4 separate regions of the Homo sapiens genome follow, and regions 1, 2 and 4 are each linked to region 3. The links are chromatin contacts, found by Hi-C or POLR2A ChIA-PET in ENCODE. All regions are on one chromosome and are shown on one strand. The core of a region is the stretch at or near the end of the contact, and the rest is flanking DNA. Distances in the headings are between cores, read along the strand shown.

Evidence for each region. A loop is a pair of places that touch in the nucleus more often than their neighbours do. ChIA-PET counts read pairs that join two places held with the same protein, here RNA polymerase II (POLR2A). Pooled maps may share reads with other maps.
Region 1: a map of CD8-positive, alpha-beta T cell shows a loop between it and region 3 (12-fold over the local background). The contact joins the promoter of CEP162 here to the promoter of TENT5A in region 3. A Hi-C loop is called at or near these places in 2 of 168 maps with a recorded cell type or tissue (CD4-positive, alpha-beta memory T cell and CD8-positive, alpha-beta T cell) and 10 of 50 pooled maps.
Region 2: a map of naive thymus-derived CD4-positive, alpha-beta T cell shows a loop between it and region 3 (5-fold over the local background). The contact joins the enhancer-like site here to the promoter of TENT5A in region 3. A Hi-C loop is called at or near these places in 1 of 168 maps with a recorded cell type or tissue (naive thymus-derived CD4-positive, alpha-beta T cell) and 5 of 50 pooled maps. POLR2A ChIA-PET finds 5 or more read pairs at or near these places in 1 of 52 experiments (activated CD4-positive, alpha-beta T cell).
Region 4: a loop to region 3 is called in a map of B cell, with 25 times the contacts of the local background. The contact joins the promoter of IRAK1BP1 here to the promoter of TENT5A in region 3. A Hi-C loop is called at or near these places in 3 of 168 maps with a recorded cell type or tissue (B cell and naive thymus-derived CD4-positive, alpha-beta T cell) and 13 of 50 pooled maps.

Annotation. Positions count from the first base shown.
Region 1 is chr6:84,226,189-84,232,923 of GRCh38, reverse strand. CEP162 (centrosomal protein 162) reads left to right here and starts at 5,281. Exons shown (of 27, transcript NM_014895.4): 1 at 5,281-5,344; 2 at 6,472-6,587. The coding sequence starts at 6,531. RefSeq lists enhancers at 4,806-4,965, 4,867-5,367, 5,368-5,868.
Region 2 is chr6:79,565,446-79,572,188 of GRCh38, reverse strand. It overlaps a transcript of SH3BGRL2 not described here. Among named protein-coding and RNA genes, the nearest start is that of LCA5, 31 kb to the right of the region's middle. Within about 2 kb of position 1,773, at least 9 of the 41 ENCODE cell types and tissues checked have a DNase peak (open chromatin) inside an H3K27ac peak, as active enhancers do.
Region 3 is chr6:81,750,510-81,756,467 of GRCh38, reverse strand. It overlaps TENT5A (terminal nucleotidyltransferase 5A), which reads left to right and starts at 3,787. Exons shown (of 3, transcript NM_017633.3): 1 at 3,787-4,037; 2 at 4,290-4,878. The coding sequence starts at 4,327. RefSeq lists enhancers at 2,716-2,765, 3,626-4,126 and a silencer at 3,586-3,715.
Region 4 is chr6:78,863,806-78,869,800 of GRCh38, reverse strand. It overlaps IRAK1BP1 (interleukin 1 receptor associated kinase 1 binding protein 1), which reads right to left and starts at 2,250. Exons shown (of 4, transcript NM_001010844.4): 1 at 1,910-2,250. The coding sequence starts at 2,224. LOC107986613 (a long non-coding RNA gene) reads left to right here and starts at 2,311. Exons shown (of 2, transcript XR_001744210.2): 1 at 2,311-2,413. RefSeq lists enhancers at 1,463-2,063, 1,896-2,215, 2,246-2,355.

The DNA of each region.
Region 1 (6,735 bases), core at 4,032-6,531, 2.5 Mb before region 3:
GGTTAGCCCACAGAAGTTAAGTCCCTTACACTTCCGATGTGCAAGCTTTGAGTGCTGAATGGGTTCCCTCAAGTATCAGAGAAACCCCAGGGAGTGGAAAGCAAGAGGTTCACATGCAGGCTTAAGGCAGGCACACTTTTGACTTAATCTGTGAAGCTAGTCAAGCCTGAGCGAAACTGGTCCCAGCAGCAGTGACAAGAGTAAAAGACGAGGCCATGAACATGTGAATGTGACATATAAGACAGTCCAATGGAGCACACAGAAAAGTAGAGTATCAACCATCAAAATTGGAACTAATAAAGGACCATCGGTTAGAAAATGACTCTATATGGCCTATTTATGCTTAAGACTACAGATTGTGACTGGAAAAATACTTGTTTCTGGCTAAAAGATATTATAATCATTTTCTTCATTAGGTTTCTTAATACAACAAAATAGTGATATTTGTAATCCAAAACATTTAGCTTAAGAAATAATAAGCACAACTTCAAATTTCTACCTTATCGACATATTTTAATAAAGTAATTCTGTGTTCTAAGAGTTCCATTCAGTAAATCAGTAATGTTCCATATAGCCCTGTCAGTAAAACTATTTGGAGGCAAACACACTCACTTTATGAATATTTATTTATAAATTAATATATTTATAGCAATTAGTCCGCAATATTAGTCAAACTTTAATTTATTAAGTTTGAGATAAAAATAAATTGAAAATAAATTCTAATATTTTCTTCTTATATCCAATCACCTCCCCATCATCTAAGGTATGTGAATACAAAAAAACTTAATTTTAGACTAACATTATCACATAGACCCAGTCTAATAATTTGTCAATAATCAGATGAGCTTAATCCATATTTTAGATGTGCTAAAAATCACAATTTTGTATATATGCGTAAAACACATATTTATACTTATTTCTCTAACTTGCTGGGGAATTCATGTATGTATTACATTGATTATATATTAATAGATGTAGAAATTTTGTGATTATCTGGGTTACGGAATTATAATCTAAAATATCAGTTTTAGACAGCACTCTGGAGCTCAAGGGAGGTCCCTTCAAGACCAATAAAAAAGCATAGAAAGAGAGCTCAAAACCATCCTTCACCTGCCTCCCAACCATTGCAACTCTGCTTTGTTTTATACATTGTGCTTCTCACAAGATTTTCCTAGAAGAAAGGATTCTGAAACATATATATATAACCTATGATCTTATTCTATCTAGTAACGGATTGACAGAAAGTTGGGGAAAATGGGACAGGCGTCATTTAGATTTCACCAATTTTATATGCACTCACTTGTATATGTGTGGTGTGTGTGTGCATTTGTATGCAATCTTATCAACATGTAGCTTGTTATAACTGCTACTGTATCAGGATACAGAACAATTCCATCACTACAAAGATTTCCTATGCTACCTCTTCATATCTACACTCACCCAGTTGATAGTTCATTGTGGTTCTAATTTGCATTTCCCTAATGATGTGGAATATCTTGGTGATGCTGAGCATCTTTTCATGTGCTTATTCACCATTTTCATATACCTTTCTCATGTCCCCTTTGGTGAAATGTCCACTCGTGTCTTTTGTCCATTTTCTAATTGTGTATTTTGCTTTTGCTATTTTGCTAGTGTTCTTTATATGTTCTAGATAGCAGCCCTTTGTCAGATATGTGGTTTGCAAATATTTCATCCTAGTCTTTAGTTTGTCTTTTCCTCCTCACAGGGTCTTCATAGGCTGAGTTTTTCCTTGATTCGTCAATTTTTGTGTTTTTACATTTCCATAATAATTATAAAACCATGTTGATAACTGTATTATTTAGAAGCATAGCCAAATTGCTGACATCCTCAGTGGCCATTTACTGGATTATTAAAGAATTATTTTAAAAACAATTTCATGACCTAAATCACCATCCATGAGTTCATGATATAATTGTAAATGGGCAGCTCTGCATACCCTAGGGAAAGAGCATCTGCCTGTATTTTAGAAACATTTAAATACTTGTAAATATGACTGTACAATTTCTCAATATTCTACTATGAATTATTATTCTTTTTCTTGGGAACAACTTATAACAATAGCTTAAACTTTGACTACTACATTTCATATACAAAACAATTAAGAAAAATTTTAAGTAGTCAAAAGCAGTCAGATGTGGACAAATGAGCAGAAGTCAACAATGACTTTGACAAACAAAATAACGATGGCAATAACAAAAAAACCATTAATTTTCTTATGACTAGAATGATACGATTCCTTCAGTGTCTTCCTCATTATCCACATAAGTGAAGAGAATACCCACTTCTGAAAATTAGAGGTAAAGAAGCAAGCAACTGGAACTATTATGTAACTGTATCTGATTCAGTTCTTCTCCTTAATCCACTCCCACAATGTGCTAAGTTTACACCCCATTACCGTTGCAGGTCTTGGCTACAACTATACTGTCAGTGTTGACCGAGTTCTCACACTGTACTGTTTGCTACGAGAAAAGGCAATATAAGGCTTGAGGTACAGTCTCCCCCTCTAGAACCTCACTAGAGAGCTGGATAAACACCAAATATAAATCAAATTTCATATCATTCTAGGAAACACAAAAAGAAACACATAATGATTGAGAAACCTGTAACAATTATGGAGAATCTAAAAGTAGGAAACTTTGATGCTACCCAGAGTGATTTAACTACTAAAGTAGCCATTTCATTGACATTTTAGATATATATTTATGATGAGAGCTAGTATTAAATGGTGTTTTAAATTATGGGTCATGAGGTCAATTCATTTTATAAAAATGAATACAATAGTATACAGCACAGTGTAAACTCTCAAAAAATATTAATCATTCTTTTAATGACTATTATTTTGAAAAATGTATAACAATTCAATTCAGTACCAAAAATTTAGTGACATCCCTTCCACAATTCAGCATAACAAACTCTTGGATCCTATAAGCATAAGTTTTGTAGGTTTACGCATAGAGACAAAATGATTATTCACTCTTTAGACACAGTAACATTCATCTTCCACTCCTTATACCAAAGCTCCAATTCTAACCTCAATAGGACTGAACTCTGTACCAGAGCTGCAAATAATTCTGCATGCCTTGGTGAGTGGGGGTGAGAGGAGGCTGTAGAAGAGAATAGTGCCGACCATACCATGCAAGTCCTTGTAGATATTTGGATTTTAGTACAAATACAGAGAGAAATCATTGTAGGATTTTCAGCAATGGAGTAACCTGATTTACATTTTCAAATTATCACATTTTCTATTGTGTAGACAATGGGTTAGACGAGGATAGGAGTAGAAATAGAGAAACTTGTTAGAAGGCTAATGAAGCAGCTCAGACAAGAGGAAAAGATGCCTCTATCATTAGTAATTAAGATGTAAAATGAACAGAATAGAGACACATTTTGGAGGTAGCACCAACAAGTCTTGACGAATAAAATATGGGAGAGAGGGAACTCCCAGATTTCTGTCTTGAATGAGTAGGTGTATGGAAGTACCATGAAGTGTGACAGAATAAGAGTCCAGAAATAAGCCCTAAGAAATTCTAACATTGGCCAGGCGCGGTGGCTCACACCTGTAATCCCAACACTTTGGGAGGCCAAGGTGGGCAGATCAGGAGTTCAAGACTAGCCTGACTAACATGGTGAAACTCTGTCTCTACTAAAAACACAAAATTAGCCAGGTGTGGTGGTGGGCACCTGTAATCCCAGTTACTCGGGAGGCTGAGGCAGGAGAATCAGTTGAACCCAGGAGGTGGAGGTTGCAGTGAGCCGAGATCGCACTATTGTACTCCAGCCTGGGTGACAGAGCAAGACTCCGTCTCAAAAAAATAGAAATTAAAAAAAAAGAAAGAAAGAAAAGAAAAAAAGAAAAAGAAGAAAAGAAAAGAAATTCTAACATTTAGAGGTCAGCTAGGATAGACAGAGACAGTGAAAACCCTTGAGGGGAGGCTATAAATGTGAAAGAAAAACCAAGAAAGAGAGGAGACAAGTGTATCAAATAGTATTGGGAGATCAAATAAAGCGCTGTCATATATGTACACTTACACACACAGAGACAGGATTAAAAGGTCTGACAAAAGGGAGGTAAAGTGGAAATAATTCCTCAGAAAAGATTGGCAAGTAAGGTGAGGAGACAGATCATTTCAACCACTGGGAAATAATAGCATGAAGAGAATGTGTCAGAAGTGATGTTTTAGGTGGGGATCTCAAGGCATGTTCAAATGCTGTTAGGAAAAATCCCACAGCCAGCCAGAAGTCGAAGATACAGGATTAAGGGAAATGACCAGTGGAACAAGATCAGTGAGAAGAAGAATGGGTAAAGGCTCTAGATCATATGTGGGAAGGTAAGTCTTTGATAGAAGGTGGCAGGAAGTCAACTTCTCAATAAATGGTAGCTTAAGATATTTCTTTTATTATTCATATTTGCATCATAGTCCACAGCTCCTGGTTTGTACATATTTGTATTGCAAGAAAGACTTGATGAATAAACAGTTCTAGCTAAAGATGAGGTCCTGAACTAAGTCTACCATCAGCAAAACCTGCAGCTGTTGTAGATTTTACTTACACTATGCTAAATGTTGTCCTCTGAAACTCCAGCTAATGTTGCATGCTTTGAAAAAAAGAAAAGAAATAGAAAACAAAATCCAAGTCAGTAATTGTGAAATGCCAGTAAAGAATGCAGTTTTGAAAAGTAGGGGTAGCGGGAGGAGCAATAACTTAATAAGAATCTTGCTGTTTGCGTATTTTCGATTTCTTGCCCACTAGGTGGTGGAACAGAGTCCCCATCTAAACGACAGTTTTTTTCCTCACAGGTTTGTGTTTCTCTCACAATGCCTACACAGGTCTTTGCAGGCCAAAGAAATCCAAGAAATTCAATCTCTTCAAAATTGCCCCTTGGAAAAACAGAGCGCTCGAATGACAAGTGTGGGGAAGGCGGGAGGCGACGATGCGGAGTGCGGAAACACAAGGACCAGGGGAGCTAAACTACATTTCCCAGAAAGCCACGGGCTGGCCTACAACCACCGCGCCCTCCAAGCCTGCTGGAAGCCTCCGTCTCGCTTCTCCAGTAACCGGTTTGCCGCTGTCCCCTTTTCTAAGGAACGTAGAGAAAGCCAGGGAAGGAAAGGCATTTTACTGCAGCAGCGAAGGTTTAGCCACTAGAGTGTCTTTCTCAGCCGTGGTTATTCCGACCTTCGCTTGTAAAGGCATTGGGAAACCCACGGCCCACGTGACCAGCCCGGGTCATGTGACTCCAGAACCCGGCAGCTGAAGTCTGTTACCCTGACAACTGGTGGACCCGCACAGACCTTCCGGGAAAGCGCGGAATTCAGAGGCAGAGGTAGGTGGTAAGGTGTGAACGCTGGTTTCCCACCCAAATCGCCCTGGTCGAGGCCGTGCTTCATACTCGAGCGAAGGGCTTTAATTTTCCAGGTCATTCCCCTTCTCCGCCCGGAGCCCACGGCAAATGCGTCTTTGTCTTCCCTCCAATTCCCGAACCCGCGCTTCTGGGGACGGGGTCGCAGCCAGGCTTGAGAAGCTTTTAGTGGAGCTCACCCCTGACCAAGCTATTCAGGCCAAGACCTTAACCGCACTTACCCTGAACTGATCGAAAGTGCAAATGAGGGGAAGAGGTGTTACTCTGCACGATGGGGAGGGTATTGTCCGGGTCTGCAAGCCCTCTTCCCCTCCCCCATCTCTACAGAAGAAAGCTGGGATTTGAGCTGCTCTAGGGAGTTCAGGAGCTGGGGGTCGACCCAAGGTTGGGTTCATTAGGTGTCTAGGGGAACGCTTTCCGTTGCAAATCACTGGATTCTGCTTGTGTTCAGCACATAATTTTTGTCGGTCTTCCCTCGCTTCAAAAGAAACATAGTACTGATTTGTGTACTCCATTAACTTTAAGTATTCTTTAAGTATTTTGACTAAATTACTAATTCTTACTAAATTCTATTTGTGTATATTTTGAAACATCCCCGTATCTGGATACAGTCTGCTTTACGAAACTATGCAGTCTGCTTTACGAAACTATTACTATGGATTGGTAAAATAACGAGCCGAGTGATAAGGCAGCACAAACTGTCGTGTGCTTTGCAAGAAAGAAACAGTCCTTTGGATTTGCTAACTTACAGTTTTTAAGATTCCCTGTGAGGACCTGGTTTGTGTTTGAGAGGTACTAATTAACACATGCACACAAACATAGGTTTGGGAAATATTGTAGAGACCACTCTTTAACAATTGGATGTTAACAGATGAAAACATAATTCTGAACGTTGAGTACAAGACATCCTGTCAAAGCTGCTTTTCCAAATCAGTTTGCTTAATGAATTAGGAATCTCTTGACCAGCTCTTACTGGTTAAAAAAAATTGTGCATATATACTGAATCATAACAAATGTCCGAAGTTTAAGTCTGGTCGTGTTCATGATCTGATGGATTTCCTCAAAAGATGTTTATGTCTCTTGTCATTTAGTGTTTCCAATGTTTGAGGTACTTTAGAATGTTTACTTTGGGAGGTCAAAATTGTTGACTATGGCTAACTGTTCCCAAGAAGAGCTAGATGAAGAGTTTGAACAGTTTATGAAAGAGGTAAGTTTATATTTTTAAAAGCTATATTGTCAAATTTGTCTCAAAAGACTCATCCTTCAATTCTGTCATCTCGAAGATACAGTTAGTCCATCACCAAACTCTGAATTCCCATCATCCCTCTAGCCCTGTCCCTTTTCTGCCACTGCTA
Region 2 (6,743 bases), core at 524-3,023, 2.2 Mb after region 3:
ATACAGCAGAAAAAATGAGTTAATACTAAATGCAATGTGGTATTCTGGATTGAACTCTGGAACAGAAAAAGGACACTAGTGGAAAAACTGGTGATATCCAAATAAAGTTTGTGGTTTAGGTAATTAAAACATACCAATGTGAATTTCTTAGTATGGACAAATGTACCATTGTTGTGTAGGATATTAAAATTAGAAGAGGTTGGGGGAATGGTGTATGGAAATTCTCTGTATTCTGCAACTTTTCTGAAAGTCTAAAATTATTCCAAAAAAAGAGTTTATTTTTTAAAAAATGAATAGAGCTTCTTAGATCATTATGGGTAAACCTCACAAACATAATGCTGAGAAAATAAGAAATTGCAGAACACACATATAGTATGTAACCAAGTATATAAGTTTAGAAGTATTGATACATTATGTTTTATTTAATGATATATATGTATATAGTACAATTTTATACATATACTTAAATCATAAACACCAAATTAACTATGCCATGAAGGTAAAGGGACTTGGCTGTGATCAAAGGGTGTTACCAATAGATTTTAAGTTTTTGCAGTGTTTAATTTCTTAGGTTGGGTGATGGATATGTTAATTAATTTGGCTGTGGTAATCATTTTACAGTGTGCATGTATATCCAATCATCATGTTGTACACCTTGAATATATACAATTTCTATTTGCCAATTATACCTCAATAAAGCTGGGAAAAAAACCTAGTAAGTCTGTCTAGGTTATTTGTCAGTGGTGACAAACAAAGCAAAGCAGAACAAAACAAAACCAGAAAAAAGTGATTTTGACTTCTTACAGGTTCTGTGTTTATAATCTAATAAAAGCAAGTCATCTTAAAAATAATCCTGATTATTTCTTTTACAATGTAAGATGGTTTTACTATGTGTAAATAGATAAACAAGTGGCAATGTCCTTATAAGGAGAAAGGAGAGACGTTCATTCAGGAGAATGTGCTAAGGTTAGGGACAGTTCTCTACCATACACACTGCCTTGTAGAAACTCCATCAGAGACAGAATACCAGCATTAATGCGCTTTCATTCTTGATTACAGAACAAAGCTCTTTTAAGGTTTATTCTTAACTAACAAAGCATCTTTTTTATATCCAGCTGTTTCCTATGCTGGAGAAACAACAATAACAACAAACAGGTTAGTTCTATAAAATGCAATTATGTAATTTTTGGAGGGCTTCGATGTATTTTCAATTTGTTCTTCCATTTGTTGCCACCAGTACTGAGGCTCCACCTAGGGCCCTTTTCTATAATTACATTCATATTCGTTAAAGCTAATCTCCTTTATGATAGCAATATGTAAAGCAGTTATGCAAATAAAACAGAGTGCTTGAGTTTTTGTTTTTTTCCCTGAATCTAATATATGAAAATTAGATTTGCTCACTCCCAGGAACTGACCCACTGCTAAGGCAGTGAACCACCATGGGTTCTTGCCAGGCAAGGAGGTGGTTAACATCTTATCTCTAGCCTTGGAACATTGCCTTCAGGAATGCAGCCAGGTTACTTTTGAAACAGGTGGTCCCAGTTCTGGCAGGGTTGGTAAAGTGGAGAAACAATTACCTTCTTGTGAATCACAAGGACAGATAGAGGAGGCTTAAATCAGATGGAGGCAGAGAAAGATCACAGGGCAGACCTAAAGAATTTGCTTTAGAAGTTACAACATGACATTTACAATTGTGGTTGTCTTCTTTACCTTTTATATTTCTGTGAGTTGAGTTTTCAGTATTTTACTCCTAGTCCAATGTGCAATTTGTTTTTTGATTCCCTATCTTTCCAGCAGTGAGTAATGCAAAATGATTTGAGCTAGCACTCCAGAGTGTTTTGCCTCACACCTGCCATCTGCCTGCTTAGTCACCGTGCAACCATCCTTGCCCTAGATGATGATTTTTATTTGATATAAGAATTGGCAGGCAACAGTTGTTGTGTTAGGAGATTTCTGGATTCCCAGTTTTCTTTATTCTTGTAATGATAGCAGCATGGCACATTAATGTTTCAGATATTCACTTGGCTTTTCCTTGTAACTACCATATGTTCTTAAAGATATTTAGTGTGGGGAGAGTTGTGAAAAAGGAAGGGGAAATGGATTATTTTTAATGTTATTTAAAAATTGTAGACATGAAAACCATTGCTACTCAGCACAAAGCAAAGTAGAAATCTCTCAATTTATCCGTAATCTCAGCCCTCAATTTCAGCAAAACTATCCTTTCTGCGTGTTCCCATTGACAGTCTTACTCTATACAGTTTGGGTGTAAATTCTCTACAAAGGAAGATACAGGTATAAAGACAGAATTCCCTTTACAGACAGTAATTGGAACCAAGCAGACACTGTGATTAAAGAGACTACTGTAGGTATGCATTCGGACAAGTTAGGCAAAGAAACCCACTTTAGAATTAGGATACAAACCAGAAGAAGGTTATTTAGCTTAATACATATGTAAACCAAAAATAAAATTCTAAGCACCCCCCTGACCCAAGGGCATTCCAAAGTTAACCTGAAAAAAGTTGTTGGCCTGAAAAAGTTCAGGCCAAGACAGGATGGGAACGTTGGACATGCCTCATTTTACCCTTCCGCCTTTGGAATTCAGGCACAATTGACCAGCATTAACATTAACACAGAGACCTTAAGACTAACAAAACAGACTCTTAACATAACCGATAGCAGGCCCTGAAAGAAATCAAAGTATTTTACCCCAAAATATATTTCTTTGAAATGCCCTTGCAAAGCTGTCTCTTGGGAGAATCTCTTTCCCTTACCAGGTCTTTTTCCTGACCCAGGAGAGAATTAACTAAGAGTCTGGCACCTTTTTAAGTCTGATAAGAAACATTTACAATCTATTCTCTCTGAAGCCTGCTACCTGGATAAGAATAAGAACCTTGTTCTCCACAACTGCATATCTTAACCCAGACACTCCCTTCTATTCATTCCAGGTCTTTAGGTAATAACTCTTTCAACCAATTGCCAATCAGAAATTCTTTGAATTGACTTATGACCTTGAACTATCCACCCCAAGCTTCAATTTGTCCCACCTTTCTGGACAGAACCAATGTATATCGTACATCTTACAATGTACATCGTACATGTATTGATTGATGTCTTAATTCTCCCTAAAATGCATAAAACCAAGCTGTAGCTGGACCACCTTGGGCACATGTTCTCAGAATCTCTTGGGCTGTGTCACAGGCCATGCTTACTCATATTTGGCTTAGAATAAATCTCTTCCAATATTCTACAGTTTGACTCTTTCCATTGACACATATTATGCATAGTAACAAAAAAATTCATTTTTAATTATTTCATACATACTAAGAATATAAAATAAGTATGTACAATATAGATAAGAAAAATAAAATAAGCCTGCTCCCACCTACCACTGAGCTTAAGAATGAAAACTCTTACCACAATAAAATTCCTACTACAGAAAATTAAAAAGTTAGTTTAAAAAGAGTAAAAAACAAGAAAAGAATGAAGACTCTTAACATATTTTTGAAGTCTCCTGTGTACCCACCTAGCATCATCACTCCTCTCAACTTACTCCCATCCTTGCTTCCTAGGTAATCATTATCTTGAGCTATGGGTTATCATTCCTCCAATTTTTTTTGTTGTAGTTATAAAAATGTATGTATTCCTGAATAATATGTTTGTTGGGTTTTGCATGTTTTTGAATTTCATATACATGAAACTGCAATCTATATATTCTGTCACTTTCATTTTCATCAGCATTATGTCTGAGAGAGTCATTCACGTGGACACATGAAGCTATAGTCTATTCATTTTCACTGCTATATTTTAAATATTTCATTGTATAAATATACCACAGTTTATTTCTCCAGTCTCCTGTCAATGGTCCTTTATGTTGGTTCCAATTTTTTACTGTTAAAAACAGTGCTGCAATAAATATTTTAGTACCTGTGTCCTTTTGCACATATGTGAGAGTTTCTATAGTCTGGGGTGTATACCTACATGTGGAATTGCTGGGTGTTAGGTGTGCGCATCTTCAGGTTTACTAAATATAATCAAATTATTCTCAAAGGGGGTTGGACCATTTAACCCCTCATTAGCAGTATTAGCAGTTCCTGTTGTCCCTAACCTTCACAAGCAAGCTGATTTGTCAGCTTTAAAATTTTTGCCAATGTTTTGGGTACAAAATGATATTTCAGCTTTTTTCTAAGTATGAATGAGGTTGGACATCTTTTTATGTTACTAGTCATTGGTTTTTCCTCTTCTGTGAAATGGATATCCATAGTCGCTGCCCATTTCCTATTGGTTTCTGTGTCTTTACTGGAGTTATAAAAATATAGAGAATACTAATATTTTATTCTAATTAACATGTGTTAGAAAAGTGTTCTCCTAGTCTATGGCTTGTCTTTTGTCTTTTCACATTTTTATGGTGTCTTTCAATAAACAGAAGTTTTAATTTTGATAGTTGTATTTATCTCTTTTACTTTGCAGATTCTGCCTCTTTTTTAAATCTTTTTGTAACATACATTTGCAAAAATAATCTATTTTCTTCAGGAAGTTTTAAAAAGTATAAGTAAATTCCTGCCAGAAATTTATTTTTTGGTTATGACATGGGTCCTTGTGGAAAATGAATTTTCCAGGCACTGTTTATTAAATTGTCCGTTTCTTCTACACCTCTCTAAAATTGCAGCCCAGTCTTCTTTCACATATGTAAAGGCCTGTCACTGAGGTTCCTGCTTTTGTTTCATTGGTATATTTACCTATCCTGTACCAGTAACATACTAGTGAAACTTTAAATAATACTGGAAATATTACTGGCAAATTCTCTCTACTTCTATATGTACATTTCTTCTTCAATAGTGTATTGGCTTTTTTCTTCCTAGATATTCTTGACCTTTTGCTTTTTTGAATAAATTTTAGAATTAGTTTATCAGATTCCACAAAAATGATTTAATAAACTTTTTCTGAAGATTTAGTTTCATTCATTATAATTTTTCTATAACAAAGACTGAATCTACACAAGTAAGAGGTAAGTAATTTTAAAGGAGTGTGGAGAGATTAAGGAATGAATTAACTTGGTGACATAAATCCTAAAAAATTTAATTAGTGAGATTTCATTTTGCTTAAAAAACATGAAACATTACAGCCTATAGGAAACCAGCCAAAATCAATGAATCTTAAATATTTTATCCCAGCTTCCCAGCTAGCTCATTTACAAATCATGCCTATCTTGGGAGAATTTAAGTTTCTAATAAAACTAGTGAACAAGTATTTATTCATAAGCAATTTGTTTCTTTCTTTTTTTTTTTTTTTTTAGAGACAGAGTCTTGCTCTGTCACCCAGGCTACAGTGCAGTGGCACAATCATAGCTCACTGCAGCCTTGAACTCCTGGGCTCAAGCGATCCTTCCACTTCAGCGTTTTGAGTAGCCACCATGCCCAGCTAGTTTTTAAATTTTTTGTAGAGATGGGGTCTCACTATGTTGATCAGGCGTCCCCAAAGTGCCTCCCAAAGTGCCACCACTGGTCCCATAAGTGATTTTTATGTACCCGGCCCTGTTCTAGATATTATGGAAAATATATAAATGGAGTAAAATATAATTTTGGTTTTCCAAAGATTTTATAATTTATCATGGAAACAACTGACAAACGATAAAATTCCAAACTTTGTAGTTCTGATTATGAGCTATTGTGGAGTAAGATATTATAATATTTTTGTTCTGGACCTATTACGTTTGGGACAATAGAATAATATATATAACTGGAAGCATGAAGTGAGAACATACTTGAGATGTCAACTAAGTTTTTAAAAGCTAAAATCATAGTGGGGTCTCAGCCTGAGAACTTGAAGGCGGCCCTATTTGAATGGGGCATGTTTGAGTATAACTTGAGGTCCAGTAGGGACTGCTGCTCAATTAAGGAGGTTTAGTGTATGAATTTAAGTACCAGTAATAAGCCAGGTATCATTCTTGAGAAGTCCATGCTCTCCTAGAATTCAGAATCTGGTAGGTACTGAGATACTCTTGGGAAATAACTATTCTAAGGGAGAAGAATGTTGAACACCGGTTCTGGGCTGAAAGAAGCAAGCTCTCAGCTTCATTCCTCCTCTACTTTCCACCCTCCTCTACCCTCCATCCTCCTCACCCCAAGACTAACCTTGGCATACCACTCATCTCAGTTAATACTAGAACTGTAGGAATGTGAAGGGAATAGGTAAGTTCTGTGAAGTAAGTTGCACCAGTCTGCATCTGGAAAGAAATGTAGCAGGAAAAAGCACCAGTAATAATCAGCTGGATAGAAGGAAATTAGTGGCTGCCTTGTGGCAGTTGAGAGGATTATTTCATGAGCATGAGTAAGATGCCCCATACAGACTCCCATAATTTGTTGGGGGAAGTTTAGAGAGGAGAAGTAGAGAATTTTGGATTTCTCAAATATGCACTGTACCAGTGAATCTCCCTCAATTGGTGACTATACCATATCCCCAAAGGGTATTCGTAAATGTGTGTAGGCATTATTGTTTGCCACAATGATTGTGGGGTTATATAGGCATTCAATGTGTTGGGACTGGGATAATAAGCTAATGCAATGCTCAGAAAAATCCCACACAAGGAATTACCTTTCTGCCTAAAATGATAATAAATAGCGTCTCTACTGAGAAAGTATGCATTGTGATACCAAATAACAGGATAAACTATAAAGTTGTGCTCCAATTCTCTTTGTAATATTCAGATATTTGATAAATCACAAAACATCAACTCCATTTATTAT
Region 3 (5,958 bases), core at 2,538-5,037:
ATAACTATCATTAAGGCCGAAGCTGAACATCTTATTTTGCTAAGTCCAGATTGATTGTTACTGTAACTTTAAAAATAAGATGAACTAATTATAAGTGTTTCTTTCTCAAAATTCTATGCAAAGCTTTCCTTTAAAACTTTCAGGATAAGGACTTTTTTTCTGCTCGCTTAGAAAGCAGTTTAAATTTAGGCTGTCCGTATTTCAGTTTTGTGGTGGTCTTAACTTTATCAACTAAGAGCTTCATATTGCCACAGGTGTTTTTTTTTTTCCTTTTAAGTGGGAGAAAGTAAATAATTTATCAAATAGGTTCAGAAGCTAAAGCCTGGGGGAAAAATTTAGCAACTTTGCATCTAAATTTAATCTAAGAGTAACTGTGTTGAGAAATATCTTAGTTGTGAATGTATTTGGAAAGTATAGGCGTTCTCATTTCATAATTATTTTGGTTATCTAGAAAAAAATTATGGTTTCAATAGCAGAATATGCAATTTTATTTAAGGATGGATATTTTTTCCTAGAATGTAAATATTATTTCAGTTTGAAGACAGGAAAAAGTGGGACAGTGAACAACATATGCTTTCATTCAACAGTATGTAATGATTGGTCACTATGTATCAGGCACATATTAATCCAGTCAAAGATTAAATTGCCCACAAAGGCATTGCCAAAAGTAAGATATCCCAGATGTCCCAATGCAGGAGGCAGTAGGGTCTGGATTATGGTTGGGAAAGGGGGAATGTTTTGTTAAAGGTTTAAGGAAGTGTCAGCCACAAAGCATTGGATGCTTGGGGGAGAGGCGGTCTTGGCACACTGCTGCTGGGATTATCTTCTTCTCCCCAGCACAGCATATAGCACGTAAGCGGGCCCTGCAAGTCCAGCTTCATGCTGTGCTTCCACCTCTCAGTTGTGCCCTCCATTTCTGGGAATGGCCATGGGATCAGCCTTTGCTTGGGGGAGGGTCCCCACTTAGAGAACTGGACTATGGTGGCTGTTCTCAGTGCAGCGCAAAGTGTGGCTGGGCCCTTGTGTCAGGATCACCATGACAGCTTGCCAAAATGCAGATTCCTTTGGTGCTACAGAACGAAATCCTGGGTATGCATAGGCAGGTGTCCATCAGCTCTAAGAGTCTTCTTTATTTTCAGTTTTTGGAGCAAGGGTAAAAATAAAGTACAAAATAATTGTAGTAGAGCTAAACACACACACATGCACACACCCTTGGTTTTTAAAGTACAGCGTGTCTAATATACGATCTATTACTTTGGCTTTGTTTTAAGAAGGGGCAGAATTCATACCGGTCTTTGAAAGAAACATTTTTAACAGGTCTTTTTTCTTTTCTTTTTCTTTTCTCTTCTCTTTTCTTCTTTACTCTTCTCTTCCCCCCCTTTTCTTTTCTTTTTCCCTTCCCTTCCCCTCCCTTCCTCCATTTCCTTTTCTTCTTTTCCCCCTCCCCTTCCCTCCCCTCCCCATCGTTCCTTCTTCCTATTTGTGCTTGTCTTGTTTTCCAATAAGAAGGTACTGATAAGCTACAGACCACTCGTTACCCCGTAATGACCACTAAACAGCATTCACAGCCAAATGGGTTGGGTTAAAGGCCTGACCCCACAACTTATTAGTTGTGGAACTTGGGAATGTTTCTTAACTTCTTGGATTCCTCTGTTTCTAGATCCCTAGGAGATGGAAATACCTTCTTCTTGAAGATTAAATTAGGTATTATGTTAAGGAGCTAAACAGGTTATAGCCCAGACGTGTTCAATAAGTTCCTGGTACTCATAAACCTTATCTCAAGGCACTACCAATCTCATTTATTAATCACGGGAGTGTACATATCCTTCCTCAAACATTCTCCAACTCCATACGCTTCCCTTTGTAGATAACGCTCTTCTCCTCTTTCCCCGACTACTGAAAGAACATCCATTCTTTCAAGATCCAGTCCAAATGACACCTTCTCGGGTGTCTCTCCGTTTCCTATGTAGTTAGCCCGCCACGCGATTGCGTCAGAATATACTTCTCTCATAATACATATGCAACTGAACCATAATTATGCACCTAGGTGCTATGCCCTCTAGATTACGTGAAATGTCATTCTTAAATCTTCAGCACTTAGCCTGTTGCCTGGCACGTAACAGGTCACTAAATGCTCTCTCTATACACATGCTCACACAAGAATATGCATATGTATATATATGTATAAAATGCCTGGTTAAGATAGATTCATGCGCCGATGGCTGGTCAGAGGAACACATGGGTGTGCTCTGAAGGAAGCGATGGCCCTATGCGGACAGGGTAGTTGTCCTAGAGTCCCCAGGCGCACCTCAGTGCTTAGGCGCAGCGCTGAGGGGATGGCCTCTGCCACAGAGACAGTCGGATTTCTCCATTTTGGGACGCAGCTCGGCAGGGCACCGGGAGGGGGCGGCGTTGTCACGCAGCTGGATGCTCCACGGGTGACACCCCCGCACCCTACCCCTCACCCCCGAGCCGCGCAGCTTGAGTGACTAGGCCGGGGCTCCCCCAGTTAGGAGGTGCGGGCTGTTTTTCCTCCCAGTCTGGGCGGGCAGGGCTGAGCAGGGTTTGGGGAGTATTCTGTGACCCTGGCATTCTCCCCTCTGCCCCACCTCAGCCCCCGGCAGCGTCTAGGCGCTGGGAAAGCTGCTCCGGGTTAGTTGATGGAGGCAGCGAGCTGCCGAAGAGACGGCCACAGCTTTCTAGCAAAGAGTGGTGGTGGCGCGAGTGAGCGTGCGTAGAATTAGCTCTGCCGAAGTCACCGAAGCTGGAGGAGAGAATTCATTTTATTCTTGAAACTCCTACTTTTACGTCTCGTGGAAAACCAAATCGTATTCCACTGACACTATGATGCACTTAAAATGGCCAAACTTTAGGGGGCCGCGAGGAACGCGCTTCGCCGCCTCCAATTTTGTCAGAGAACTCGCAGCAAAGGCACCGGACACCTAGCGGCCCTTTCCCTGGACTCCGGGGCAGCACGCACTCCCCGGGCGCGCTCTCTGCGCCCACTCGGCCCGCCCAGTCCTCGGCCATTGGCTGCTCGCCCGCGTCTGCTCCGTGACGCGCCCTGACCCCCGCGAAGTACTGGCCCCTTGGAGCCACTCGTGCGCAGGAGCCGCGCACGCCCGAGGCCCGTGGTGCCGCCCCCGCGCCTTCTCGGGCTCGCCCAGAGCTCCCCGGCGCGCTTCCCGAGGTTTCGAGAATCGAAACCCAGTTATCAACAAGCCCTTCCCACTCACGCGCCGTGACTGATTTGCGTGCAAGAGTGGACTCATGAGTCCACACTTGGATCGGGTTTATCAATGGAGTAAATGGTCTACCTAAAAACCGAGGTTTAAAAGAGCGGTCGTGAGGAACCTCCGGAGCCCAACCGTGATGATCTAAAGACGGGCTGAGTCCGCGAGAATTTTGGGAAGTTTCTGCAGTTGCAGGATTTTAGTCGTGATCTGGTTTTGATGACCACTTATGATTCCTGGGGCATTTAAAGTGTCTCCTCCTGGGGAAAATGAAAAGAGATTTGTGGGAGGGGGCGTACATAAATTAAATGTATGTATAAATACACGCATCTACGGGCGCACACAGTATCCGCACATACAGCCCAGGACCTCACGCTCACCGGCAGTCGTCCCGCACTAACTGCTGGGCTAGTCAGCTGCGTGCCCTGCGGGCGGGGGAGGGCAGAGGGGGCGGCGCCCTATGCAGATGAGGAGGGTGTGGCGAACGTGCCGCTCTGGGCCCCGGAAGCGCAGAGAAGCCCGGTATAAAAAAAGTACTGAAGACATTTTCCCCGCACAACTGCTAAAGCTCCAGAGACACGAGCGTGTGTGGCAGCAAGAGCCGCCAGTTCGGGACCACCGCAGCTGGGGTGGCAGCGGCGCAGGAGGGGTCGCGGGGAGGGAGTGGTGAGCGCAGGCGGCAGGGGTCTGGGAAAGACGAAGTCGCTATTTGCTGTCTGAGCGCGCTCGCAGCTCCTGGAAGTGTTGCCGCCTCTCGGTTTCGCTCTCGCTCGCTGCGCTCCTAGAAGGGGCGGCCGCCTCCAGGTGACACAGACGGGACTCTCGCTTGCGCTTTCCAGATGCATCAGAGATACTTTTGGTGCGGGGCTGCTCTGCGGGGCGCGGTGCGCGGCTGGGGACTGTAAGGGCCGGGGGAGGGAGTCTCCGAGGAGGCCCGGGGTCAGGGAACTATCGGGGGAGGGGGCGCTCTTTTCCTGGCGGGCCTCTGCTCTCCGCCGCCGCGCGTGCTCTCCGCCGCCGCGCGTCCTCACCGCGCTCCTTTCCCTTTCTTTTTAGGACTGACCAGGGCCAAGTGGCGCTCGGCGGGCACTACATGGCGGAGGGTGAAGGGTACTTCGCCATGTCTGAGGACGAGCTGGCCTGCAGCCCCTACATCCCCCTAGGCGGCGACTTCGGCGGCGGCGACTTCGGCGGCGGCGACTTCGGCGGCGGCGACTTCGGCGGTGGCGGCAGCTTCGGTGGGCATTGCTTGGACTATTGCGAAAGCCCTACGGCGCACTGCAATGTGCTGAACTGGGAGCAAGTGCAGCGGCTGGACGGCATCCTGAGCGAGACCATTCCGATTCACGGGCGCGGCAACTTCCCCACGCTCGAGCTGCAGCCGAGCCTGATCGTGAAGGTGGTGCGGCGGCGCCTGGCCGAGAAGCGCATTGGCGTCCGCGACGTGCGCCTCAACGGCTCGGCAGCCAGCCATGTCCTGCACCAGGACAGCGGCCTGGGCTACAAGGACCTGGACCTCATCTTCTGCGCCGACCTGCGCGGGGAAGGGGAGTTTCAGACTGTGAAGGACGTCGTGCTGGACTGCCTGTTGGACTTCTTACCCGAGGGGGTGAACAAAGAGAAGATCACACCACTCACGCTCAAGGTAACACCACCCGAGATGCACTTGGGTCCTGACCCAGTCTGGGCCGGGTGTGACGGGGAGCGGGCAGAGGGGCATCGGTTAAATGCCATGAATCTGTGGCCATCACGAGTTTGGGCGCGCGTTATTTCTTTGATTTTTGATTTTTTAAACCAGTAAACTGACGTGCGTGGACGGTGTTGAGTGTTTCAGTTTACTTGATGCTTTGGCGCTACAACTCTTCTCCCAGGTCCTCCTCTGCCCTCTCTTCTCTTCTTTCTCCTTATGTTTTAACTCTTGGCTTTCCCTGTTGGAGTCTTGTCCAGAGTAGATTCTGATACTTGGCAGAATGAAATGATGTAAATAATTTTTGAGTCATTATATTTGAGTCTAGCCTTTGGGAAAATAACAGCCTGAAGCAGAAGTGAGTCAATGAGTTTTTTATTGTACTGGAAAAGGTGAATAGATTTCACAGCGGCATTCAGCTGACTACGTGTTAAAGGTCTATCTGGTGGTTCTTCGTGCTGGTTCATATGTTAAGGGTATAGTGGCACCCCCTCCCCACCCTCCACTTTAGTTCAAGACGGGTTTTATATGATTAGTTAAAATTGTCTGAGGAGGCAGGCTCCTGGAATGTCATAATTTAGTTTATATTTGATTGTAACTGCAGGGTGCCCCTGGAGGGACACACAAGATACTGATAACATTGATTGCCGCAGGCGGAGAGGAATTGGGTGGCTTGGAACAAGGGCGAGAGGCTGACTAACCTACCGCTGAATGCCCTTCCGAGTCTTTTGAATGTTGTTTGGATACTGTGTGAATATTGTGCCTATTAGACCGTTTTCAAAAAGTAACACTTAAAAAGTCAGACATGACAACAAAACCTCTTACTACTGTGCTACGTCTGCCAAAAGCCTCAAACTATTACCTCTAGTCCCTTTCCCAGACAGTAAAACTACTCGTTAAAAGTATTTTTTTTCTATTTTCAGAAGACCGTTTAAGCCTGTAGGTAGTGTTTGGCTGAAACTTGACAAAACAAAAGGGAAAGAGCAAAATAATTCTCAGCTGTGAAGAGGATGTATTTATTTATTGATTTATTATTTT
Region 4 (5,995 bases), core at 1,001-3,500, 2.9 Mb after region 3:
TTTGGATTATGAGGAGCCCTTTAAGCAGGGAAGTGATGTTTATAAATCTTACAGCTCAGAATTCTAAAGTTTAAAATGAATACAGACTTTGTGAAGACCCATAATTCATTCTGAAAATATAAATGATATTTTGTATTATCTCCTGAACAAATTATCTACCTGACTGCTTTCATCCATTAGCAGAGATAATTGGGAGGTTACTGTCTTTCTTATGTCTTGCCTTGAACACTGAATCTTGATTACTCTAAGTTGGACTTAGTTAATTTATTTACTTACTACTTATTTGAGACAGAGTCTCTGTCACCCAAGCTGGAGTGCAGTGGCACCATCTCGGCTCACTGAAACCTTCGCCTCCCGGATTCAAGAGATTTTCCTGCCTCAGTCACCCTAGTAGCTGGGATTACAGGACTGTGCCACCATGCCCACCTAATTTTTGTATTTTTACTAGAGATTGGGTTTTGCCATGTTGGCCAGGCTGGTCTCGAACTCCTGGCCTCAAGTGATCCACCTGCCTTGGCCTCCCAAAGTGTTGGCATTACAGGCATGAGCCACCATGCCCAGCTTATGTTGTTTTATATATTAGAGACCTGTGAGCTCTTTTTATTTTATGTAAATAACTTAAAAACTTGTTAACATTATTCAAACGACTACAGCACTAGTAGCAGTTTTTTAAAACTATTTTTCTACATATTAAACCCACTTTACTCACATTATTTATAATTATCTGTATTTTTCTAAATTGTAAAATCATTTGAAGAAATCTTGTCCAAATGACTTTGTAATAACTTGTATGTTTGTATTATAAATGCAATTCAAATATCTTTTCTTGTTAAAAATAAGGACTTGCTTTTTCGGGGTATGGAATTTCTTGCAATAGACTGGAAGTAACAATGCCTGCACTTTTACCAACTCAATGTCATCCTGGATAAGTTACATCTCTGGCCTTTGGGGTCCTACTCTATAAAATGAGAAAACTGAAATCGTTGATCCCTATGATTTCTAATTTTCTTTCATTCTAATTATCGGCAGAATTGGAAGCAACTTACATTCTGGTTTCAGGAATACATGAGTTCAAATATTGCTCTACCTAAAGTTCAGAGCATTGTTTAACCTCTTTAAATTTGGAAAACAGGGATATTAAAACATGCCTAACAGTGCTATTGTGTGGATTAAATGATGGCTTCATTTTTTTTCTTGCCTTAGGAGTAGGCTTAAGGTAAGATTTGTTTAGTGATTTGTCTCATGGACATCTCCGTTAAGTAAGTAGAAGTATTTCGTATATGTGGTATCCACAATACTGGCTTGATTTTTTCTTTTAAGTTAAACCTAAGAAGGCCGAAGAAATTTTGGGGGAATCACTATAAAATGAAAATCATTATAAAATGAAAATGGACGCAACTTCTTCCCCACTTCCCAACGTTACTGTTTGCGGAACATACTCAAGAACCATTCCATGCAAAGTTTTACATGATCGGAAGGAAGCAGGTCGTGCTCTTCACTTGCCAATTCCATGGTGCGGAATAAAAACAAAACAAAACAAAATATTTAGTGTCCAGCACTCCACGTGGGCAAGTATTTACAACTAACATTTCAAGTTTTAACATTTCATCACTTTAAATTTAAAAACAAAATCACTGAAGCAAATATCCCCAGATAAAAACCTACCCAATTTGCATTCTTTTATTTTTAATTTGCCTGAGGCCAATAATTACCTTCGTCTAGGAGAAGAATGGGTCAAATATTCACTCTGCCAGGTCCTGGCGTCCCGGAGTACCTTTGCAACAAACGCGTCCTAAACGCTCCAGACCCTCCACATCTCCCTTCCCGCTAGGGGGGCCTGTGGGGCCCGACCATCTGCCAACCCTTTTGTGTCTTCCGGCTCTTATTTCCTCCCCCGCGGAGATCTCACCTGCACGCCCTGCTGCTGGAGGCTCTGCGTGATGTAATCTAGACGGCGACAAACGCTCTTTTTGGCCTCGGCTGCCGCCTCCTTGGTGCTGCTCACTCGCACCACCACCTGCGCCCGGTCAGGGCCCGCAGACACTTCTGAGGTGCCGCTTACTTGCACCTCGCGGGTAGCAGTTTGGGCTTGTGTTGAGGAGAGGGGGTGGCGTAAGCCCGGTAGCGTCTCTCTCCCTGAGGCCAGGTTGTTCTCCCGGCTCCGGTCAGCCCAGGGAACCAGTTCCACGAACACTCGGGTCGGAGGGGTCTTTTGCAGAGACATAGCGATGGCAGCTGGGTTTCCATAGTAACTACCGGCCGACGGCGGCCGAAGGGGCCAATGCGCACCAGGGCTTGCCTGTGCACGGCGCAAAGTATGCCGGGATGGGTGTGGAGGCCGCGGAACTTCTGGCGGGCGCAAGCTATATGCCTTGTTGATCTTGCCGCATCTTTTTTACTAGATGTCGGCTGAGTGAGTAGCTACAGTTTTTAACATGTTTAACTTACGGCCTTCAAAAATTGTTAGCGGACTTTCTCTGTTGCCTCCTCAGTGAGCTCTGCCCTTTCTCGCAACTCCTTGTCGTCCCACCGCGCCTCTGCACCTCAGAGGAAGGAGAAGAGTAGCGAGGCCGAGCGGGTTTTTAGATTTCTCTGTGATTACCCCCAGCCTTGTCTTTTCTGACTTTACCGTCCCCGCTTGGGGTACTGCTTTTTGAGGCTCCCTCGGCCACATTTTTGTGGTTCGTGAGAGGTTTCAGTTGAGGTGAACTTTTTGCCCCTGTGATCTTGGACAGTTTATGATTCTTCATATCTCAGTATCATCTTCTCTAAAGCAGGGTTGATAATATTTTTTATATTAGTAATATATAATATATTCTAATATATATAATATATTCTAATATATAATATATTCTAATATATATAATATATTAATATTATCAAAGCAATGTTGATAATATTTTTCACATTTGCTATGTGCTTATAAGGCGCCCATTGTATGTAGAGTGCGTTGCATATGGAAAGCAGAGTGAACATAATGGATGTTTGTAATGATAGCTATGGCTTTGGCATCATTTTTGTGTCTCCCCATTTTTTTCTAAAATCCCTGGAATGGTTCGGGCCTTGAATTCCGACAGAAGAGATTTAGGTGGTAGCAAAGCACGTCCAACATGGAGTTTGCTGGGCCTGCACAACTTGGAGCTTCTCTGTACCCTTTTCTTCAGAGAACTTTTAGAACACAACCCTCAACTTCCCGTCTTCTGGATTCTCTTCCTAGCACTAAGCAATGATCTTTGTAAAAATAGCCCCACTGACTTATACGTCTTTACTATCTGAATTTTATCAAGAGAATCGAGGGGGGAAAAAAGAATTTTGAATAACTAGTTCTAGAAGGACAAGAACTGTTCTTTTAAAAGGACCCTGAAAAGCTGACAGTCCTCTTGTAGTTTCTTCACCATCGTTTTTTCTGTTCTTTTCGATTAGTATAATTCAACTAAATCAATGGTACCCCCCTCCTTTAATTAGGCTCATCACTAGATTAACATAATTTTGTGTATATCCATCTTGTTTATTGTTAGCTGAAAACAATTTTAATTTAAAAACTAACGTTAAGAACTTTCCGTCATAGTCTTTTATTATTTAAGACACCCAAAATAATGTTTCTTAAACTTGGTGAAAAATTCTTTTTCCCTTACGATAAATGCGGAAGAATATAGCCTCCAAAATAAATTATTGAATGAGTGAATGTCATAAACAAAAAGCAACAGGAGTTAAAGTGTAAGTATTTAGTATACGATAAAAGATTTCATATCAGTGGAAAATGATTACATGGTACAGGGATAATTGTAAGCTATATATATAATATACTATAGCTATATAGCTATAGTATATTTTATATATATATATATTTTTTTTTTTTTGAGGCGGAGTCTCGCTCTGTCATTCTGGCTGGAGTGCAGTGGTGCGATCTGGGCTCACTGCAAGCTCCGCCTCCCGGGTTCACGCCATTCTCCTGCCTCAGCTCCCGAGTAGCTGGGACTACATGTGCCCGCCACCACGCCCGGCTAATTTTTTTGTATTTTTAGTAGAGATGGGGTTTCACCGTGTTAGCCAGGATGGTCTCGATCTCCTGACCTCGTGATCCGTCCACCTCGGCCTCCCGAAGTGCTGGGATTACAGGCATGAGCCACGGTGCCTGGCCCATTGTAAGCTATATTTTTAAAGAATTTGTATCTTATATCATACATTGAAAATAATTCAGATGAGACCAAAAAGAAAAATAATTGGAAGAACCTATATGTAAATATAAATATTCTGGGGGATGGGAAGGCTGGCCTTAATCATAATTTCATGTGCAGCAACCATGAAGGAAAAGTTTGAAAAATTGGACTATACTAAAAAAAATCAGTTATATAAAGCAAAATAAAAACAAAGGTGGGGGGGCAAATAAATGGGGAAAAATGTTTGTTAATGTTTATTATGTATAAAGGGCTAAGAGTCTTAATGCTTAGAGAACTGTTGCTAGAAGAAACAAACGTGTCAAAAGAAAAATAATGAACACTGAGGCAAACTGTATTAGATTGCTATTGCCATAACAAAAGTCTTTCGGCTTCAAAGACTTTGGAGCTTAAACAGCACAAATTTATTTTCTCACAGTTCTGGGGCCTAGAAGTCCAAGATTAAGGTGTCAGCAGTTTTGGTTTCCCCCAAGGCCTTTCTGGTTGGCTTGCAGACGGCTACTTTCTTGCAGCATCCTCACATAGCCTTGCCTCTGTGCACATTACCCCGATGTCTCTTCATAGAGCCTCACCTTTGTGACTTCCATTTAACCTTAATTACCTTCTTAAAAGCCCTGTTCCAAACACAGTCACATTGAAGAGCACTCCAACATACGAATTTTGGGGAACACAAGTCCACAATACAGACCAAGAAAGCAGAAATGTTAGTAGTCTATAGGATGAAAAAAAAAATAGTTTATCCTCACCAGTAGTTTAAGAAATGCAAATTTAACTACAGTGTAATGTCTGTTTTTGAACTATCATTTTGGCAAATAACAAAGCCCGTGAGAATGGAGAAGGAATAGATAATACTGGATTTTGAAAGAAGAATGAATTAATTCTTTGTGACAGAACTATAAATTAATAGTATATGAAAGAGAAGGATAAGCCTAAACTGACTTATGAAGTTTTCAGCTGGAATGATTGGGAGAATGAATGAAGAGCATAGAGCTATTTGTTCAGCTCATAGTAGCCCAGTTCTCTCTCAGAGTCAAGGCTGAGCCCCTAGCAACTGTTTTGAATAAGGTGACTCTACCAAGTTGATTGTACTAAGAATAGGTACCTAATTCCAGTTGAACCCGTTGGAATTTTTCACATGAGAATCTATATTTACACCAAATTTTAAAAATTTAGTCTCTTAGGTGACAGGGCTGTGACATACACTCATATATATATTTATGTAAAACCTTGGGAGATATAGATTGGCCATTTTTCTATTAGAGAAATAGAAAAAGTGTAGAGATGGGGTGGGGAGAAAGAGAGAGAAAGAGAAAATGATACTTTCCAAGAGGATCAGAGGTGAGATGGAAAAATAGTCCAGATGCAATTCCAGTCTCTTTTTTAAGAATTTTTTCTTAGGCCTGGTTTCATTCCTGCCCTGGAGTTCTCTAAAATATTCCTGTATCCTTATAAAAATTCCCCTCCCCCTTTTTTTTGCATAAGTAGCTTGACCAAGTTTTATGTTATCTTAAAACCAAGACTGATAAGAATAAATGAGAAGGAGAATTTAAAGCTGACTTTTATACCTGTCAGCCTGAAGGAATTTATAGAACTTCACACAAAGTGGATCTGTAGGTGCACTGCTCAAAGCTTCACCTTTTGGGGAAATTTTCCTTCTCCACTGTTATTCAGAGATTTTACAAGTGACGTTGTTCCACAGCTGCTTCTCATTTTTTACTGGCACCTGCATACCAAGCCAGCCTATCCATAATCTTGCCATAAAAGCTCAGGTTTTTTTCCTCCTCCTTCAGTTGGCCATAGAGTAATCCCTACATAGC